Linked DNA regions of Homo sapiens: region 1 is linked to region 2. A link is a contact called in ENCODE Hi-C or POLR2A ChIA-PET data. All regions are on one chromosome and are shown on one strand. Each heading gives the region's core, a stretch centred on a gene start or an enhancer-like site at or near the end of the contact. The rest is flanking DNA. Distances are from core to core; before and after follow the strand shown.

What was found. Hi-C counts contacts between places; a loop is a spot of excess contacts on that map. ChIA-PET counts read pairs that join two places held with the same protein, here RNA polymerase II (POLR2A). Pooled maps may share reads with other maps.
Region 1: a map of naive thymus-derived CD4-positive, alpha-beta T cell shows a loop between it and region 2 (5-fold over the local background). The contact joins two enhancer-like sites. A Hi-C loop is called at or near these places in 1 of 168 maps with a recorded cell type or tissue (naive thymus-derived CD4-positive, alpha-beta T cell) and 1 of 50 pooled maps. POLR2A ChIA-PET finds 5 or more read pairs at or near these places in 1 of 52 experiments (activated CD4-positive, alpha-beta T cell).

Annotation. Positions count from the first base shown.
Region 1 is chr12:47,886,396-47,891,364 of GRCh38, reverse strand. All of the region lies in intron 1 of VDR (vitamin D receptor), which reads left to right. Among named protein-coding and RNA genes, the nearest start is that of VDR, 16 kb to the left of the region's middle. RefSeq lists an enhancer at 1,926-2,105. Within about 2 kb of position 2,209, at least 3 of the 41 ENCODE cell types and tissues checked have a DNase peak (open chromatin) inside an H3K27ac peak, as active enhancers do.
Region 2 is chr12:46,520,217-46,525,713 of GRCh38, reverse strand. The region is part of intron 3 of SLC38A4-AS1 (SLC38A4 antisense RNA 1); the gene reads right to left. Among named protein-coding and RNA genes, the nearest start is that of SLC38A4-AS1, 140 kb to the right of the region's middle. Within about 2 kb of position 1,638, at least 21 of the 41 ENCODE cell types and tissues checked have a DNase peak (open chromatin) inside an H3K27ac peak, as active enhancers do.

The DNA.
Region 1 (4,969 bases), core at 960-3,459, 1.4 Mb before region 2:
TAATAATAGTTAACACATAAAGCTTATGGTGTGCCAGGCACCCTTCTGAGGGCTACTCAGAGATCAGCTCGTTTGATCCCCACACAAGAACTGAGACTCAGGTATTATCATGTCCCTGTTTGTAGATAAGGAGACAGGAATGGGCTCTGGGGGCATCTGAACAGTGGTCAGGTGGCCAGGGGCATCAGGCTGGCCCAGGTAGCTGGACAAAGGCAAGGGGTCTGATCCCAAGGATCCCAAATATCTCAGAGCTGGTAGGACCTGGGGTTTGAATACTGACCTTTGACACAATGCGGAAGAGTCTACGTGACTCAGAGATCACGTTGGTCCCAGAAGGAAAATAAGGAAAATAAGCCTGGCCACCCTGGATAGGGGTAGGTTGTTGGGCCTCAAAGAGGTTTGCCTGAGCAAGAGTGGCTCAGGCCTGGGCAGGCCACTGTCCCCAGGAGCACCCTCCCTGCCCATCGCGTCCCTCTGCCCCTCCCTCCTGCACATGTCACACTGACCACATCTGTAGACATCTTGAGTTGTAGCTGCAGATGGGGACCAGTGGCTCCCATTTTCATTTTAGCCATTTTGTCTCCTGCACCCACTCCCTTCATACAATCTAGTCAGAATAGCACTTCTAGGGCACACGTTCTCAGTCCAAGCTGTGGGAAAGCTCCCCTTATCCAAGAGAGTTTAAAGGTAGTGACTTGGGTTTTTGCGAGTGTTTTGTTTAGTAAGGACTTGTGGGGAGGAACCGTGCTAAGCCATAACCAATGAGGAGAAGCAAGACAGCCTGTCTGCCCCCAGGAGCCAGTCCTCTGCTCTTCTGCAGTCAGGCCACTGCCTTGGGGCTCTAGTCATTCCAGTGGAAGATGAATGTAACCTGCCTGGTGACGTGACAACCGTTTCCTCCCTGACCCCAGAGGAGCTGGCTCTAGAAGGTTGGGATCAATCCTGAATTTAGTTTATGTGTTAGATTTATATATATATATATATATAAAATATATATTACATACATAATATATATAAAATACATATTACATATATGTAAAATACAAAACAATAACCTTTCTGGGGTTTCTCGTGGCAGTTGAAATAGTCCCTCATGTGGTCGTCAGAAAATAAGCCATTCCTCATACTAATATGGGATAAGCTCCTTGACCTCTGAGGAGCAGGAGTGCTTCCTGCTGTGTGTTTTAGAATCCCTCCCCGCCTTGTTTCGTGGCAGTGAAATGCCTCTTGGTCCTGTCCAAATGTGTCTTTCACTGATTTTTTGAATCATGTTCTAGTTGCTTGGTCCTGCCACATGGGTCCAGTGTTCATTTGAGCATAACTGTACTAAATCCTTTTTCCAGATCAGTATAATAAAGGAGTGATGTGCAATTAAAAAAAAAACAAAAAACCGTGGCTCAGGCCTATGTGGACTCAGGCTGCGGGTCCCAGCGTTAAGACAGATGCTTAGCCTGGAGGGAGGCACACAGGCACACTGGAAGCTGGGCTTGGGAGTGGCTTGGAAGCAGCTTTCTCCCGCTGTCTTGAGCTGCTTTTTTGTTTTTGTTTTTGTTTTCAGAGAAAATCCCATTTAGCCATCAGCTGCACTAACACTAGCAGTAGTTTGGGTCTCCCCAAAGAAGGGCTGGACCTACTCTCTCCCTTTGGGGATGCCCCAGTTTCTATTTCTTGGTCTCCAAGTCACTGAACAAATAGCCTCCTTGTCTCATCAACTTTTCCCTGTAGCAGATATCCTTGGGAAGTACCCCCATGCTAGTGTCCCAGGAAGACCCACCTGGAGTAGAGAAAGCTCAGGCCAGGCGTATCCCACTTTCCTCTAAAGTACTCCCTGTCTTGAGTTCTTGTTCATGTCTTTGGCCACGGGAGCTGAAGCCAGGAGCTGGAGTTAGTCGGGCAGGAGCATGTGGGTGATCCTAGCAACATTTTTGTTTCTCTGTGTTGATTGTAAGAATGTAGTCAATGCTGGGAGGACCTGCTGCAGTCTGCATCAGGCCTCCTACAGGGAACTCTCAGCCCCAAAGGGAGAGTACACACCAGCTTCCATGGCCCATTCCTACCCCACACCACATCCTCGCCCTGAAGCTGCTCAGGCAGGCGATTGGGGGTACTGGACTCGGCCAGGCTGGAGGTGAGAAAGTATACTTCCTTACTGTGTGGCCTTGGATATGTCACTTCCTCTCTGATTACCTCAGAGGAGACTGAGAAGAGACTGAGGCCATCAGAGAGGAAGTGACATGTCCAAGGCCACGCAGTAAGGGAGTATACTTCTCCTCTCTTGTTTTTATTGACTTTCTTAGAATTTTTTCTTTTTATTTGTAGTTGACACATAATAATTGTACATATGGAATACAGAGTGATATTTCAATATGGGTACACAATGTGCAGTGATCAAATCAGGGCAATTCGCTTATGTATTGCCCCAAACATTTATCATTTCTTTGTGTTGTGAACATTCAAAATCTTCTTTCCTAGCTTTTGGGGAATAGAAGGTAAATTATAGTTAACCAGAGTCACCCTGCAGTGTTGCAGAAAACCAGAATCCATTCTTCCTGTCCAGCTTTAATTTGGTATTTGTTAACCAACCTCTCCCCATCTTCCCCTCCCTGCTACCCATCCCAGCCTCTAAATACCCATGGTTCTACTTTCACGGCCTCCGTTTCTTCAGTTGTAAAACCAGAGAGATTGAACTGCAGCTTCTAAATGGGCCAGTCCCCTATGCGTCACCGGCCACTCTCCAGCAGTGACGGGCATAGCCTGCCTGTTACCTGGAGAGCAGTAATCAGCCCAGAAATCTTGTTGACAAAGCTAAGGGCAGAGTTTCCATTGGAAAAAAGCAGCTTGCAGGAAAAATTGTTGATAAGAAGTGGAAATCTATCTAAGTAAGCCATATATCTCCTGCTCCACTGCCTGAGGCCTCATGGGCTCCCCACTCTGAGTCCTGCCACGCTCCAAGAAGCTGCTGGAGTTCCCCAGAGTAGCCTTGGTGAATGAGAGTATGTAGCCTGGTTTCCATGGAGTGACCCACTAGCCCTGTGATATGGTTTGGCTGCGTCCCCACCGAATCTCAACTTGAATTGTATCCCTCAGAATTCCCACGTGTTGTGGGAGGGACCCAGGGGGAGGTAATTGAATCATGGGGGCCAGTTTTTCCCATGCTATTCTCATGATAGTGAATAAGCCTTATGAGATCTGATGGGTTTAGCAGGGGTTTCCACTTTTGCTTCTTCCGTATTTTTCCGTTGCCACTGCCATGTAAGAAGTACCTTTCACCTTCCGCCATGATACTGAGGCCTGCCCAGCCATGTGGAATTGTAATTCCAGTTAAACCTCTTTCTCTTCCCAGTCTCAGGTATGTCTTTATCAGCATCGTGAAAACAGACTAATACACCCTGATACTGCAGGGGGTGTCAGTCCATGGCTTTTAGCAGGTTCTCAAAGGTGATGCATAGTCCCAAAAGGGTTAATGAAGAACAAGCTTCAGGGGTAAACTCCTTCCTACAACTACTGTGTCATCAGCCACTGAATTTCCCATCGTTCAGTCAGTCATAACTGGTGAGCCTCTTAAATGTTCTTAGAGGTTCTTAGAGCTGCGTTGCTGGGGCCCAGCCTCCTCTGGAAAGAGCCAAGTGGCAGACAGAGGAGGTGGCAGCCCTGCTGGGAGCACACCCAGCACTCACACTGCTCCATGGGCCCTTTCCATAGAACAGACACTGTTCTCTCCAGGTGCAGGCCACAAAGGTGGACGCTGTCTGTGCTACCACCTTACTCACTCTTCTTGTGGGGATCATGATCAAACCTGGGAATTTGATGGAGTCTAAATCAAAATTAAGTGTAACCCAGGCTATCTTCTGCTGCTTCTCCCCTGCAACTTCACTCACAACATAAGCATTATAGAGTGTTCTATTTTTATAATTTTCTGACTGATGGAAGTGAAGTGTCTTAGGGCTTAGTGTCTTAGAAAAGTCTAAGAGTCTTAGAAAAAGGGATCCTTTTCCTTTTTAATTTTTCTTTTCTTCTCCTTTGTTTTTTTTTTTTTTTTTTTGAGACGGAGTTTTACTCTTGTCGCCCAGGCTGGAGTACAACGGTGCGATCTCTGCTCACTGCAACCTCTGCCTCCCTGGTTCAAGAGATTCTCCCGCCTCAGCCTCCTGAGTAGCTGGGATTACAGGCACCCGCCACCAAAGCCGGCTAATTTTTGTATTTTTTCTTTTTTTTAGTAGAGACAGGGTTTCGCCATGTTAGCCAGGCTAGTCTCGAACTCCTGACCTCAAGTGATCCACCCACTTTGGCCTCCCGAAGTGCTGGGATTACAGGCATGAGCCACCGCGCCCGGCCAGGGCTCCTTTTTCTAATGTGCATATGGTACCATATGGTGGCCCCCTAAGCCCTCCTCTAGAGCTCCTGTGCGAATGGCCTAGTAGCTTTGTCTAACATGGCTACAAAGAGCTATCTAGGAGGAGCCATTGAAAGCTATGGGGTGCTGTTCCATCTGTGCATGATACAGAGCTTTCTAAGCATAGAGCCATCCAAAGAGAGTGGATTGCCGTGGGAGGTGGTTCTCCACTAGGAAAATTATTCAAGCATGGGCTAGAAAACTGTTTGGCTAGAATATCATAGAAGAAATTTAAGATGATTGGACTAGGTGGTGCTGTTGCCTTCCAATCTTGAGATTTTCAGAGCTGAATGTTATCTCTTGGGTTTTACTGTGGACATTGTGGTCTGTAGAAAATAATTTCCAATCGTTCTTACACATATTTAAAAGATGTGTGTATGAAGGAGCTGGGGAGACAGTCGGGGCAGGAAGTAGTTTGGATATGTTCTATTTATACAGTAAACCCTCTCCACTCCCCATTATTATCACTCTGTTCTCTGTCAGCTTCTTCTGGGAGGTACTGAGACTGTTCTGGACAAAGAAAATGGATACATGGTGGGGATGGTGGAGAAGAAAGAGAGGGTATCACCTTAGCTG
Region 2 (5,497 bases), core at 389-2,888:
ATGTGTGCAAAGGCCTAATGGTAGGTGCTAAATAAATGGTACCTCTTATTGTTGTTACTTTAATTATCATTGCTTCAATCTGCTGGCGACTGCTTTCTGTGGACTTCCCCTCCTCGCCATGTTGCTGTCCATCACCCTCTCCCTTCTCTGTAAGGGGCACAAAAGCACTGATCCAAAACCTGAATTGCTGGTTCTCTTGTCTAAGACCATTTGGTTACTGCCCAGGGAATAAGAGAAGCTCCCTTCCCATCCACTTGGCACAATGGGTCACATTATTTGCTAAAAGGCAACTAAATGAGACCAGGAGACTTTGTCATAATCAAGCTACCACCTCCCCCAACCAAAGTGAAAATGTGAAGACTTTTGGGCAAGACCAGGAGCGAGGACTTCAGGTGTTTATCAATTACTTCAAGGGCTAGGCCCTATTCCAGATATCTCCACAGCAACAGACCTTCTTTTGCATTTTAACTGTAGTCAGTGACTCCAAACCATTCCTCCTTGGGGAGAACATGAAGAACTCCTTGTCTGGTTTAGGATTTACACATCTGGGGAATCCTTGTCTTTACTAACCTGTTCCAGCTGCCCTGGTCCAGCTCTCCAGAGAACTCAATGTCACATGGGAGAATGAGGCACAGCTGCAGCTTGCAGTGAGCAGCTCCGCCAGGCAAACAGCCACCTCCCTTGTCAGAACAGAGAGAAACACCAGGCCCCTGGGGCTCTGTGCCAGAGGAATTTAGAATGTATTCCCCCTCTTGGGTCAGCCACTTCCCTGAGCCTAAAGGACTTCCCACGCCTGCTTTTCTCTGACCTCCCTGAGGAGTCACAGTTCCTCAACAAGCTAGCCACACTGATTTAGCATCCTTACCCACATGAACTATCTCCTACCCCTAGCCTCCTCCCATCTCCATCCCCAGTCTCTTTACTTGCTCTTTCCTATGCTTGGAAAAATCTGGCATAGTCCTTCCCATTCTGACCTTCTGCCCTGAAAGGCACAGATGGAGAAACACTTCTTCACTGAGCAATTACCTTGACAGCAGCCACATTTGGGGAGACAAGTAGAGACACCACCAGTTTTTAGGACTTCTCTACTTCTCCATAATTGGGTCCTTGTCATTAGGACTAAATCACCAAAACTGCCAGCAGCAGGGTGGTCAAGTCTCTCAGGAAAACTGTACTAGATATTCCTAATCTTTTCAAGAAAACCTGCTCTGCCCACTGGTCTGAAAGAGGCAGCTCTATCCTCCCATATGATCTTAACTGCATGGGCCATGACTGGATCATGATGAACAACTGACCAAAGAGAACTCAATCCGTTAGCTAGACAGTGGCTTATGACTCATGTGGTCCAGCTCAAACAGATGAGCTGGGCCAATCAGACCCTCACAAATTGTGTATCAAGACACACACAAGCCAGTTGCTATCAGTGCTGTCGGGAAGGCCACTGGAGTCATACGCAAGGTGAGTAAGCAGAGGAATTTGGTCAAGACGGGGCGGGAGGGAACAGAAGCATAGACAGAGGCAGAGATGGGAAGGCCACGATGATATGAAAAGATAGAGTAGCCCAGCTGTGCCTTCTAGCTCCCAGCCCCACCCTGTGAGGCTTACTCTACCTTTCATCTTTGCCCTATGACTTTCATTCAGTCTCCTTCTGGCGGAAGCTAGTTCAAACAAGGTTTCGTTTCTTTACAGTCAAAAGAATCTTAATGTAAGCAGTTTCTCCAGAATAGCTTCCTGTGTCTAAACATTTTTCCGGACGTGCTGCATTGTAGTCTGAGTCTCCTGTTAGTCAAAATAATAAATATAGCCATCACTTTCTGAATGCTTTCATTATGCCAGGCAGTGTGCTAAGAGCTTCATACATATTATCTCATTTTTTCTCATAGCGATGTAGTAGTAGTATCCCTGTTATACATGTAAGAAAACTAAGAATTAGAAAAGCTATGCAAAATTGCCCAAGGTCATGCACTTTCTAAGTGGGAGACCCAGCATCTGACTCTGTGCTCCTAACTATCCTTAGGATGTTGTCCTTTGTACAGTCAGACTGGCAGGATTAAGCATTGCAGCTGCAACCTGCAGGAATGTGGCTATAGGCTCCACAGGCCCTCCTGGGAGGGGCCAACATCCTAATGCCGTAAACCAACAAGGATGTCCAAGGTGGGACTAAGAATTATAGAGGCCACCACAGACACTGGTCACAACACCTACTCTCCCACCAGTGGGTCTCAAAAAAGATCAGAAGCATAAATCCCTTTTCCCATCTCCAGCTCATTACAGGATTCCAAGAGGAAATGTGAAAATGAAAACATGTTAGGAAGCCAGGCGCGGTGGCTCACGCCTGTAATCCCAACACTTTGGGAGGCCGAGGCAAGCGGATTACCTGAGGTCAGGAGTTCAAGACCAGCCTGGCCAACATGGTGAAACCCCCTCTCTACTAAAAATACAAAAATTAGCTGGACACTGTGGCATGCTCCTGTAATCTCAGCTACTCAGGAGGCTGAGGCACGAGAATCACTTGAACCTGGGAGGCAGAAGTTGCAGTGAGCAGAGATCACGCCACTGCACTCCAGCCTGGGCAACATACTCCACCTAAAAAAAAAAAAAAAAAAAAAAAGCAAGAAAGAAAGCAAGAAAAGAAAAAAAGAAAACATGTTAGGAAAGGCAGATGTGACTGCAAACTTACCTACAGCCCTGATGATTTTTTGAGGAACAATTCCTAAATATATTAAGTAATACAGAGGTAAACTTGATTTAAAAAAAAAATCTCCTTTATTTATCCCTTGGTAACCCTAAACATATTTTTAAATGAACATTTTCTAAATATAATGTCCTGGAGATTATTGTTAGGCTTCTGCTTCACTGATACACAATTCACAAAACTTATTTGTACAGGAAAAGATAAAAATCAATGCAGGTTGACAGTTAATAAAGTATAGATGGCAGCATGATATTTACTAAGTTGTCCAAGCCCCAATTCTGATCAAGCACTATTAGTTATCCTCCAGAGTATCTGCTAGGATAATAGAAATGACATTAAAAAAAGATGTCGTATTCAATAACACATTTACCTTTCCGGGACAGATAAATGACTGATATTGGGGGTCAGTGTATAACCCTCCTATGGGAAGAAAGACAATGATAAGTGCAAATAGCAATTAAATGTGCTCTAGAAGTTGTTGTGGTTTTGTTTTGTTGTTTTTTTTTTTTAAACTGGAGCTGTAATTACAGGGCTACTAAAGATGTGAAGTATATAGTTAAGGTTTTGTCAGCACTTTTATTGTAATACTTAGTGAGATTAGTCATTTTAGTTGTTCCCTTTGTATGCCAAAAATGGAAGACAGCTGTTTGTGCACTAAAAACTGCTTTTTAAAGGATAGTTCTCTCTGGTTATCAAGCATATTTTGCCATCAGGGAAACATATTTTAAAGCTTTTGCACTGTCAAAATGAAGTGTGTAGGAATGATTGCTTTAGCTGTTACTTCTAAATAACGACAGGAAGATCTAACATGTGGTAATACTGCACAAGGATGATACAAAGTATCTGGCTAGATTCACAACTATTCCAATTACTATCTCTTCCTGCAAGATGTATTTCTGATGGCACTCATCAGACCCTGAATTCATTCCCTGAGCTTGAGAGTGCTACAGAAGTGTTTAGGGCCAGTTCTGTGGCAGCCCTCATGGAAACAAAGAAAAGCCTAAGGGCTGGTAACCTGCATCACGACCAGCCCATCACCCAAGAACACAGCCAGCTTCTTTTGCAAGGTTGTACCTGTTAGTCAATCAAATCTAAATCTGAGAGTTGTGACTGACTTAGACCTATTCATCTTCCAAAGTATAAACCTTAAGAATTTGTTTCCACTAGTGCATTAAATATTTGCCATCTAACAGACCAAAAAGCCTGAAGCTTAACTAAATTTTAAATAAAGCTCATGTGTATCATTTGTTCTTAGTTGCAACATGTCAAGTTACCAAGAGAGGTAATATTTATCTCTCTTCTGTGGATGTTTTGAAGATCAACATCTTTTTTTTTCCAGAGGCACTCAATTATTTTTTTTCTCCTATTCAACCTATAACCTAATAGGAAATCTACTGCGCTGCTTTGCAGAATGAGTTTTTTTAATGGTCCTGACTCTTAAGGTTTTACTGTAGTTACTGAGTAAGACCTAAAAACATAAAACAATTAACCAACACTAATCAATGTACTAAAAGACGTCTGTGGCATGGATGGAGAGGTACAGCTCAGACCTGCTTTTAAGAGAAGAGTCACTGCCCATCTGTCAGGGCTGTGGGGAACAGACAACCTCCAGCTGTTAGCCTCTTCAGCTTGCAAGCCAAGGTCACACTCTTCTCAAGGTCACACTCTTGCCCAGACAGTAACTGAGCAAGGCAGTAGTACAGGACCTGGCCATTTACACCCAATGAGTGCTCCTCTAACAGGCTCTCTGCTACAGGACTCTTCACTGGACTGGCAGGAACTTTATCAGATCTGCATGCCATTTGATGGCTCCTGTGCCCAATCCTGCTCTTTTTCTTTCACCGCAATCACTTCTCAATAAACCTATTGCAGTCCTAACTATGTCTCAGAGTCTGCCTTCTGGAGATCCTGACCTGCAACAGGGTCAAAATATTAGCCAAAGTCAAGAAGGGGTTGGGACCAGGATTCTGCCATTATTAGAGGTGAAGAGGGTTTGGGAGAGGTATTAAAGTTCACCAGGGGAATTGTGACAATTAATGAGCTTTGAGCCCCACTGCCTTAAATGATACCTGCACGTGGAAGGCCAGGGAAGATCAGGAACCAGTGAAAGAGAGTTCTGATAAGACCACTCCAGTGTAAGTTAGGGAGGAAGGGCACTCGAGGAAGGAAGACGTGGTTCTCCACCATTCCTCTCCTGAGAAAGAGAGCTTTATAGTCATATTGTGGGCGAAATTCATATCTTGCACTAAGAAAAGTTCAATTGGAGTCCTAGCTCTCTCACTGATAATCCGTGTGACATTGGACAGGCCACTTTACTTCCCTGGATGTCCTTCTTTCACTAGGTCTGATGCTGATTCTCCTGCCCCCCTCACAGGGCAGTGATGTGGAACCAAGTGAGACAGTGCACAGAAAAGCATTTTATTGGCTGAACAGCCCTGTGATAACTACGAGAGGGTAAGGTCTTGTTACCATGGTACATATGAAGGGCTAGGAGGAAGAATATAAGATGGTGGCCAAGGGGTACCACCACCACCTCCTTCAGACACCAAGGGAGGGTGTGCAGAGCTCATCCCTTCTGAGGATGTCCACTCTCCCACTCCTCAGCATTGGACCCGAAGTCTAAGGACTTACGCTGTAGATACATTTAGCAAATCTCTTCCTTTTCAAATGTGTATCATTTATTCATTTTATTATTTTCTTCCTGACATATTTATAATTTAATCTGGTAATGTTAGGACAAAATATACACTCAACAAATATTTGGGCTGAACTGAGTTGATCCCTTAGTTTATTCTAGAGGTC